Regions from separate parts of the Mus musculus genome. Here region 2 is linked to region 1. Evidence: chromatin contacts called from ENCODE Hi-C or POLR2A ChIA-PET data. All regions are on one chromosome and are shown on one strand. The core of a region is the stretch at or near the end of the contact, and the rest is flanking DNA. Distances in the headings are between cores, read along the strand shown.

Evidence for each region. Hi-C counts contacts between places; a loop is a spot of excess contacts on that map. ChIA-PET counts read pairs that join two places held with the same protein, here RNA polymerase II (POLR2A).
Region 2: POLR2A ChIA-PET joins it to region 1 with 10 read pairs in embryonic stem cell. The contact joins the enhancer-like site here to the promoter of a in region 1. A Hi-C loop is called at or near these places in 1 of 37 maps with a recorded cell type or tissue (mouse trophoblast stem cell). POLR2A ChIA-PET finds 5 or more read pairs at or near these places in 2 of 5 experiments (both embryonic stem cell).

What each region holds. Positions count from the first base shown.
Region 1 is chr2:155,010,967-155,016,154 of GRCm38, reverse strand. It overlaps a (nonagouti), which reads right to left and starts at 2,585. Exons shown (of 4, transcript NM_015770.3): 1 at 2,514-2,585.
Region 2 is chr2:155,047,724-155,052,911 of GRCm38, reverse strand. It overlaps a (nonagouti), which reads right to left. Exons shown (of 4, transcript NM_015770.3): 3 at 5,172-5,188; 4 at 1,900-2,284. The coding sequence ends at 2,114. Among named protein-coding and RNA genes, the nearest start is that of Gm39965, 4.7 kb to the right of the region's middle. Within about 2 kb of position 2,696, at least 1 of the 3 ENCODE cell types and tissues checked has a DNase peak (open chromatin) inside an H3K27ac peak, as active enhancers do.

The DNA of each region.
Region 1 (5,188 bases), core at 1,336-3,835:
CAAATAAAAATTGTATTATGTGTACAGACCTCAGAACTCAGGACAGATAGAAATAATAAATAAAACTCTAAACAGACCTTGACAAAATTAATCCTGGAGACTGGCACAGACTTACTTGGTACTCCTTCCCCTTGCCCTATTTAAAACTGAAAATACTCCCTCTTGATTCGGTTTTACTCTTTTTAAGATCCTTTATGGGGCTCCTATGCCCATCACTGTCTTAAATAATGTGTTTAAACCTATGTTGTTATAATAATGATCTGTATACTAAGTTATAAGGCTTACAGGTGGTGCAGAAAGAAGTCTGGTCACAACTGGCTACAGTGAACGAGCTGGGTACCCCAAGGACATCTTACCAGTTCCAGCTAAAGATCTGATCTGCGTACACCTGCGTCATGCTGAGACCCTCAAGCCTCACTAGAAGGGTCCCTGCCTAGTTCTGTTTACTAATCTGCCTTATTCTGTTTTTGTTCCCATGTTAAAGATAGAGTAAATGCAGTATTCTCCACATAGAGATATAGACTTCTGAAATTCTAAGATTAGAATTACTTACAAGAAGAAGTGGGGAATGAAGAATGAAAAATTACTGGCCTCTTGTAAGAACATGAATTTTTTACCTCGGAGCCCACCCCCTCCCATCTAGAGATTGTTCCCAGAACACTCCTAAACTTTTCACCCCAAAACTCCTCACCCTAAAGTTCGAACCCTCCCAACTAAAAACTGTTCCAAGAACATTTTTGAGATAAAGGCCTCCTGGAACAACCTCAAAATGAACCAGGTACTCCTTAGTTACGTAGGTTCCTTGATAGGACATGACTCCTTAGTTACGTAGATTCCTTTGGCAGAACTCCCTAGTGATGTAAACTTGTACTTTTCCTGCCCAGTTCTCCCCCTTTGAGTTTTACTATATAAGCCTGTGAAAAATTTTGGCTGACTGTCGAGACTCCTCTACCCTGTGCTAAGGTGTATGAGTTTCGACCCCAGAGCTCTGTGTGCTTCCATGTTGCTGCTTTATTTCGACCCCAGAGCTCTGGTCTGTGTGCTTTCATGTTGCTGCCTTATTAAATCTTACCTTCTACATTTTATGTATGGTCTCAGTGTCTTCTTGGGTACGCGGCTGTCCCGGGACTTGAGTGTCTGAGTAAGGGTCTCACTTCGGGGGTCTTTTATTTGGTGCATTGGCCGGGAATTCGAAAATCTTTCAAGGCAAGTACCCTATCGACAGAGCTGTGGAACAGCCTCTCTCAATTCCTTTCACTTGGAGGGTGTTGTGAACTCCCTAAGTGTGGCCGAAGTCAGTGATCTTCTCAGCAGCTTCCACAACTTTAAAGCAGAAGGAGGGAGGAGGCTTGGATGGCAGATGCAATTTCCTGCTGGAAAGAATCAAGTCAGAACCGAAGAGAGTCGGCTGAGCAAACCTTCAGAATACACACGAGACCTCTGGGGACAGCATGAGCGCCACCAGAGCACTGGATGCTGGGGCTGAGATGCTCTTGGTCCATAAGATCTCCCTCAAACAAAGAAAACCAAGCGTGACATTAATGTGTCCTCCATTCAGCCACCCACGCCTCTCCAAAGCAAACAGTGGAACAAATATCCAACGTCACTGAGACACAGCAGACTCAGCCACAGTTGCAGGCATCACTCAAGCTTCCATCTAATGGACATTTAGTCGAACTGGGTATCAAGTCTAAAAATATTCAACACATATAAAGGCAAAGGCAGGTTGCAATAAATGACATTTGGGTGATTGGCTTTTACTGTAATGAGTACAAAGTGAACTAATTTAATCAGACAGATGGATTCCTAAGTGCTAAATTTTGATCTGTATGAATGGGTTGAACACAGATCCTACAAGCAACTCTGAAGAAAATATAAAGCAGCATTCCAGTGTGACTCTGGGTCAAAGTTGACACCAAGGAGTTCTTCTGAGAATACTATGCTTTTTATGGTTTTACTGCTAGGGAATGGCAAAGCAGGGTAAAGAGAACTGGGGGTTGCAGGGGAGATACTTGGCTAGTCAGCAAAATGTTGCTTACATCCTCAGTGTTAATCTCTTAACAGCTCTGACCTCCATCTGTGAATCAAATAGACCCGTTTAACTTTCCAAGAAACGAGGAAGAACTTCTTTCCACATCTGGAAGCAAAGTTGCCAACTGAATTCCTACGCATCCCACAAAAGAGTAAAGGCCATCTAACCAAGGAAGCTTGCCGCAAGCTGTTGTTTGCTACTTAAAATGTAAGAACAAGAGAACAACTGGTCATTCTATAAACATTATTCCAAATTTCACTCTGTCTCAAGAGCAAGATGCTGATAGATTCACGTTGAAAAGGAGTGAAAAGCAGCAAGCAGGAGAGAAGAGCATATTCCACAGTACAGTTCAAGTTAGGACCAGGGTTTGTGTTATAGCCAGGTCTCCCGCAGCCCAGGCTACCTGAAAGGGAACCATACAGAAGGAGGAGATAGAACCCCAAAGCCAACAAAACCGAGACAACAGGTTCCTCCTACTTACAGCACAAGTGACTCTACTCCGCATCAGCTCCCCTAAGGGAAGCCAGGCCAGAATGTCTTTCCTGTCCTTGAATGGCAGAGGCAAGGAGCATTGCTGTGAGACATTTTTAAAGACCCCCAGAAGTCCCTGGTAGCTGCCTTCCCCATCTTACCCCTTTGCTTTCAGCCCAGTAGGTTCAGACTCGTCCCAGAGGCCACAAGTTTTGTGGTCTGCGCTCCCTATATTTCTCCCGAGTCTTAGGAACTGAAATTGGTGTTGACATGGAGGTTAGGGGAGGATGGAAGAGAAGGGGATGCACTGAGGTTACTCTATAGAAAGAGTTAATGAGGATTTAATTCAGAATTAACCCCAGGGGACACAGAGAAACCTAGGCCTAGTAACTTGACCTGGAAAAACAAATCCCATCAAGGCACGGCTTAATTGAACTTCCCTGGGAGAGTCTGGGTGGGCTAAGGAACAGTTGGTAGAGAAACTAAGCCAACTGGGTAGGCAGATGGCTGAGGCCTGGCCTGCACGATTGGTAGACTCTCTTAGGGAATTACCAATATTGGTCTCATAATTTTCAAATTTCTCAAATTTTCACCACCGGAAGGAGCGGTTCTTGAGCTGACTCTGAAGGATTAGGCTGCGGCTCTCCGCTCTTCTCTGGGTTTTTCCTTGAACAAGCTAAAATTTATAAGGTCACAATTTATGACCCTCTGGATGATGTGAATCCTTTTGTTTGTTTGTTTGTTTGTTTGTTTGTTTGTTTGTTTGTTTGTTGAGACAGTGTCTTATGTAGCTCAGGCTAGACCAAAGGTGGCTTTTACTCCAGATTCTCCTGATCCTGCTTTTATCTCCAATGTGCTGGGATTACAGGCATTAGCACAGGATAGATGTGGACTACAAACATGTATATATGTGTGTGTGTGTGTGTGTGTGTGTGTGTGTGTGTGTGTGTATGTGTGTTTGTATCTGTGACTCTCTCTCTCTCTCTCTCTCTCTCTCTCTCTCTCTCTCTCTCTCTCTCTCTCTCTCTCTCTCTCTCTCAGATCTTTGAGACACTGAACAGGGATCTTGCCAGTTTAGCTAGTCTGACTGGCCAGGCCAGTAAATCCCAGGCATCCTCTTGTTTCTGATTCCCATGGTGCCATGGTAACAGATGTGCACCGGCACAGCCAGCCTCACAGGTGTTGGGAATCTGAACTGGGGTCTTCTTGCTTGGAAAATTGTCTGCTCAACATCCATACCCCCTTTCCAAGACTGTCCTAGGCTGTCCCCAAACTCCCCGTGTCCCCGAGAATGATCTCCTTGAACTCAGCCATGGCTCCCTGTCTTTTCTTTACATTTTTCTGGAAACATTGCATATAGCTATATTGTGTACACACACACACACACACTTTGCTGAAATTTGCTGATTTTCTCTTTGCTGAAAATTTAGTAGAACTTATCAATCTAGATTGATCAGAGTACATTATTTACAATATAGCCTATTACTCAATTTATTTTAAGGTTTTTCTTCCTTCTATCTACTTCTCACGGTTTCCACATTTGTTGGCTTGAGATTGTCTGCATATTTAAACTCTTTATTACCTATCATAGGATGTCTAGCAGTCTGAGGCAGGACGCCAGGAGCAAGAGTCTTCTGTTTGTTTGACTTTTCATTTTGTGAAACAGGATTTCGTTCTGTGACCCGAGCTGTTGGAGAACTCACTTGTAAAGCTCTGGCCCGTGCTGAGATTACAGATGTGATCTCTCACACCAGACTATGAAATGTGTGTTTTCTTGTTTTGTATTTTGTTTACCTCGTCACTTGGTATTCTTGAGGAAAAGCAGCAAGATCGTCTTTAATAATTTATAATAGTGTTTATTTTATTTTTAATCTACCTCCCCCATAGCATCACATGTATCCCAGACTGGCTTCAAGTGCTCTGGAATTTTCCAGTCCTCTTGCCTTCATCTCTTTTGTGCTAGAATTACAGCTTTGCACTAATCTCTTGGTTAGCTTTCTCTCAACGTGACACAACCCAGAGTCACCTAGGAAGAGGGAACCTTGCCTGGCAACTCTGCTTGATTAGACTGTCCTGTGTGGGCTTGTCTATGGGGCATCAATTTGATTGATATGGAAGGACCCCGCCTACTGTGGCTGATGCCACTTCTGTGGATAAGAAGAGAGCTAACAGCATGAGACAGAGGAAGCAATCACCAAGCAGGCATTCCTCTGTGGTTTCTGTTTTCCTGTCTGCTTGAATTTCTTCTACCCCAACTTCCCTCAGGAGGACTTGAGAGTTGTAAGTTGAAAGAAACCCTTTCCTTCTTCAAGTTTCTTTAAGTCACAGTGTTTATCAAAGCAGCAAGAAAGCAAACTAGGACAGTCACCATGGCTGCTTCCGGTAGTGCTGGGGAGAGAACTCAGGGCCTGGTGCACAGTAGGCAAACACTCACCTGATTTAGATTACATCTCTGGCCATTGTATTAGAGGCATTTTAAAAGGTCAGTTTTGAACTTTGTCAACCTTCTCTGTGGGTTGCTGCCTTCCTTTCTTTTAACTCACCTCTTTTGTTTTGTTTTGTTTCCTTTCTTTGAGCTTATTCTGCTATTATTTCCCTTAAATTCATGCCCGTGATATTCATTTCAACCCTTTGGAGCACTGTCAGGAGGGGAAGGTAAGTATGTCTTAAACTTTTAGGTATTTC
Region 2 (5,188 bases), core at 1,447-3,946, 37 kb before region 1:
CACAGGCACAGTTGTTGCAATGTGTTCCCAATATTCTCATTACTGGTGACACTTACTCAGCAGCAGCTGTCATGCAAGGAACAAAATGTTCTTGCCTTCTGGGTTTGCAGGCCAAATGACAGAAAACAGAACAAGCAACTGGCAGGTTCTCTGTGAGTGTGTGTGTGTAGCTGTGTTAAGGCATAGAGAAATAACAACTTCCTGGAGTTTTACAAGAACAGCAGGAATTAGTGTTTCTCATTTTAAAGATAAGTATAAGACAGCTCAGGGAGACACACAAGGACTTTCCCAGGGTCAGCACTGTGTAGGCAGCTTTGCCTGGACCACCTGTCTTTTCTTGTGTCCTGTCCAGGTGGTGGTTCGGTAAAGGTGTTGGCTTCCATTGTTTCCACACTAGTAAGTATGCCACCAAAGGCACAACCTGGGTCTTTATTTGGGAAGGTCGGAGGCAAGAAGGGGGATCTGAAGGAGATAAATAAATTTGTATTTATCATAGATATTTTTGTATGATGTGTTTGAGAGTGCATGTATATTGTAGCAGTTAGACATCTCTGGAGTCTCTTTTACATGGGGCTTGGCATGCTTGTGAGCCATCTTGTCAGCCTGTTTAAGGCATTTGAAAGAATAATGGCAAACAGACACAAAGGCCTGAAAGACTGATCCTGTATCAGACCTTATGCCTCACTGTACACACACACACACACACACACACACACACACACACACACAAACACACCCCTCTTGCTCCCTCCCCCTCTCTAGTTATCAGTGCTGAGATAAGATAACTTCTCTATGGAATCTTTTTTGGGGGTGGGGGTGGTCAGGCCTTTTTGTTTTCTTTTGGTATTGCTAGTGTAGTAATTTGCAGGGGTAGAGTAGGGGCAACTTAGACTAGGGAAGGAGCTCTGTGCTGCACACTTTCTTCTCAGCCTTTCTTCCTAGCACTATGTGCACAGCTCCATAGCCTCCTCCACAAGTAGACGACATTGTCTATAGCCCTTCCTCTAGTCTCAAAGGGCGTCCATTTGCCCCTCCCTGCTGGTCCTTCCTTACCGAGCCCTGCTTCCCAAACTCTTGACTCCTTCCTGCGAGTGTTCTACCTCGCGCAGTTCTTTCAAAATTACATCACCACACCTCAGCTTCTTACAGACTGAGACTCTGAGGGACTTCAGGAAACAGTCTGGAACATTTTTGGCAATTGGTCCTTAATAATTTCGCTCGATTGCTGCTTTTCAGCCCCATCCCCACTCCCAACCCCCACACTTTCTTACTGGTCAACGGAACTAGGGTGAAGATTGAGGAAGGCTATCTAAAATTTTGTGTCTTTGGGAGTCTAAGCTCAAGATTTTTAGAATTAAAAAAAAAAAGGCTGGGACTACTGCCTGGCGTAAGAAAAACTCTCAGGTCCAAACATCCGTGTGCCCTTGTGACTAAAAGAGGAGTGGGTTTGGGTGGTGACTTTGATTGAGAGCCTCTTAAAAGTTCTGGAATCCTCAACCCAAATCCTTTTGGATTTAGAAAGCCATTGCAAATGCACGGTCCCGCCTCCCCTCGCCCACCCGGCTGAGACTGCTAATGGAATTCTGAACATCTTAAGATTTTTGTGCTCCCGCTTAAGAGAATGGGTGAAAAGACTGGAAGGTGGTTCCCTAATGGCTTCTTTCCCTTAGTTTGGAGGCAGCCTAGACACTGGCAGACTGGAAGGAACTGCCAACATTGTGCCCATCCCTAAGATGCAGCAACAGCAACCACGCGAGCAGCTGTAGGCGCTATGTAGTTTCCCTATGGGCAAGAGTGGCTGGCGCGTGCGCAGACTGCGGGGTATCCGCAAGGACCAGACTCTATAATGGAAAGCGGCCGGAAGCTTTCGGCTTTTAAAAGAAATAGTCACACTTCCTCGGCAGCCTAAAAATATTATTGTATTCTGATTTTAGCTTCCACTAGGTTTCCTAGAAAACCGGTTTTTTGAAAGCGCCCACAAGTCACAACCACTGACCACGCCCACCCACAAGCCCCACCCACAGAGACCCGCCCCTCAGCCTAGAAGCGCGGGACCCTGAAGCCCCGCCCAATCACCCGTTCCCGAAGCTGCGCGCGCAGCGAAGAAGCTGCGTCAGCAGTTGGGGTTGAGTACTCGACAGGTGCAGGCGCTGCCGAAGAAACGGCACTGGCAGGAGGCGCACGGGTCGCAGCAGGCGGGTGCGGGTGGCTTGCAGCTGTCGCGGGTGGCCACGCAGGGCGAAGGTGGCGGGGGCCTTGCCACCTTCTTCATCGAAGCCTTTTTCTGTAGGAGAGACGTTGAGGACTACTGAACGGGCTACGCCATCCTGCGATGCTCATGTACTGTGGAGGTCCAGGACCAGAGACCTCTGCCCCCCTTTTTTTTCATGCACACAGGGCATCCCAGTGGGTCCTTGCCCTCCACCCCAACCTGCACATCGCCTTCATCTTCAAGCTTACCTAGCTCTGACCTGGCCCTTTTCTTAGGCCCCACTTAGCCCCAATTTTAAACAACCTTCCGGTTTGAAGCCTGTCACCATCCGTGTTATCCATTGCCCCTGGGTTAGGCCACTCACTGTCTTCTTTCCCTTAGCCACCCTGTCCTCTAGAGTTAACATCCTCCAGTGGCCAAAGAAGGCCCTTCCTATGACCTCATCGTCCGCTTAAGGGCTCCCAGTGATTTCTCTAGGGAGAAACAAACTTCCTTTTGGCCCTGGAGGACTCCTGTGTTTGGCATCTGTCCTTTGGGCTAGCTACCCCATAGCCTAGAGACATTCTAGCACTGGTAGTCAGGTCCTGTGTGCTGAGGAACCGAGTTTTCTATTTAAGTGTAACGTAAACATATATTTTCCTGTTAAACATAAATACTAGGTCCACATTTAGCGTTGGAATTGATGTGTGCAGTGACAGCTATTTACCAGATTTTAAAGACTGCACAAAAGTAACTTTAAAAAAATTTTTAGATGTTGAAATAGTAATACTTTATACCGAGTTTTAAATATTGTTAGTCTTTTAAGGCAGCTATTAGAAAATACAAAATTATACATTTATGGCTTATACTGTGTTTCTACTGGACATTGCTCTAGATTACTAATTTTTTTTGTTTAATGCTACTTCTCTAGGCTTTCCCCATGCTTTAATTCCTTTACAGTATGTATCATATAAGACTTTAGATTTCTTTATTGATTTACTTGAAGGCTGGTTTCCCCACTCAGACGTAAGCTCCACACAGCTATAATCTCTTGTTTACTGCTGTATTGCCAGCACCTAGCATGTATATGTATTTTGTTCAGTGCTCCCTGCTTTGGTTATAGTTGATCCAATTAATTGAGCCACACTACACAGGAATAGTATGTGCATTTCAACAATGCCTCAATCTGCTATTTATCAGAGTGTAGGAACCTGTATTATCGTAGTATGATTTTAGGTATAGGTACAAAAACATGAAATGGTCCTCAGTCAGCGAGAAAGCATTCTTTTTTCTGTCTGTTTCGGTTTGGAAGGCTCTGTTTGGTCCTAGCATGTCCTTAATTGCTTTTTTCAAGGCATTCTAACTGCCTTTTAACAAAGTGTGTTTTAGTAGCCTGTTTCAACTTGTGGGTCAAGAACCCCTACGGGGTCCTAATAACCCTTTCACAGGGGTTGCCTAAGACCACCGGAAAACACAGATATTTGCATTATAATTCATAACAGTAACAAAATCACAGTTATGAAGTAGTAATTAAAATAATTTTAAGGTTGGAGTCACCACAACATAAGGAACTGTATTAAAGGGTTAAGGAGCCTCTAGCACATATTAACATCCAGCTGACTTTAACATGGTATTTATTATTAATTATTAATTATTTGCCATAGTGGGAATTGAACCCAGGGCTTTGTGTGTTACAGGCAAGCTTTAGTACCCCACTATATCCCCTCATTTAACAATATTCATTTTGTGAGAGCATCTCAATTTGCTTAGGTGGTCGTTGAATTTGCTGCAAAGCTCCAGCAGCCCTTGAACTAGGGATCCCCCTGCCTCAACCTCCTAAGCCCCTGGGATTGCAAGCCAGTGCTGCCATGCTCAGCTAACAGTATTTTATTTTTGTTGAGTCTCTTAATCTAGCTACAGCAAATGATGTTGTTTTCTATCATACTTCTGTTTTTCAGTGGCTGTGCAGCCCAGGCTCTTTCAGAACTTGCTAGGTAGTTTAGGATAGCCATGAACTCCTGATCTTTGTGCTTCTACTTCCCAAGTATTGGGAATACAACTGCGTGCCACTGTACCCCACTTGTAGTTTCATTTTAAAATGTTTTTTGTTTGGTTTGGTTTGTGGTTTTTGAGACAGAGTTTCTCTGTGTAGCCCTGGCTGTCCTGGAACTCACTCTGTAGACCAGGCTGGCCTCAAACTCAGAGATCTACGTGCCTCAGCCTCCTGAGTTCTGAAACTAAAGGTATGCATCACCACACCCCTAACTTCTATTTTCTATTCTTTACACCTTTTTATTTTTATAATTTTATTTTTATTTGATGTGCATTGGTGATTTGAATTGCATGTATGTCTGTGTGAGGGTGTCAGATCCCCTGCAACAGGAGTTACAGACAGTTGTGAGCTGCCATGCGGGTACTGCCAATTGAACCCAGGTCCTCTGCAAGAGCAGCCAGTGCTCTGCACTGCTGAGCCATCTCTCCAGACCCCACCCTGCTTTCTGATTTTTAAGCAGATGAAACAGCTGGGCACGGTGGCATGGACCTGTATTCTCAGCACTCCGGGGCTCTGGACAAGGAGGATGGAAGGTTTGTAGTCTTAGCACAAAGCCCTGGAACTTGGTTCCCAGAATTTCAAAGGAGGAGGGAATAAAAGAAGTTCAGATACAGCAAGAGTGGCTCTTCAGCAGTGGGGTTTAGGTAAATATCCAAAAGAACTGAGTGACCAATTTCAGGAATGCTTAATCAGCATTGGGAACTGTTTTTCTGCAGGCAGCTGTTCTGCTCAATGAATTTAGGCTCTCTGGCTTCTATAGAAGCCTTAAGACTCTAGGCCGGGGGAAACCTTCAGGTAGTTTTCAGTTCTTTTGTTTCCTGGAGGCCAGGAAGTATTTTTCATTTAGTTCTCAGCCAAGACTTGCAGGTCTCCCACCCCCAGTTAAGAACTCCCAGGGGGAAAAAAAAAAAGAACTCCCAGGCTTACCTTGGAAGACCTCTTCC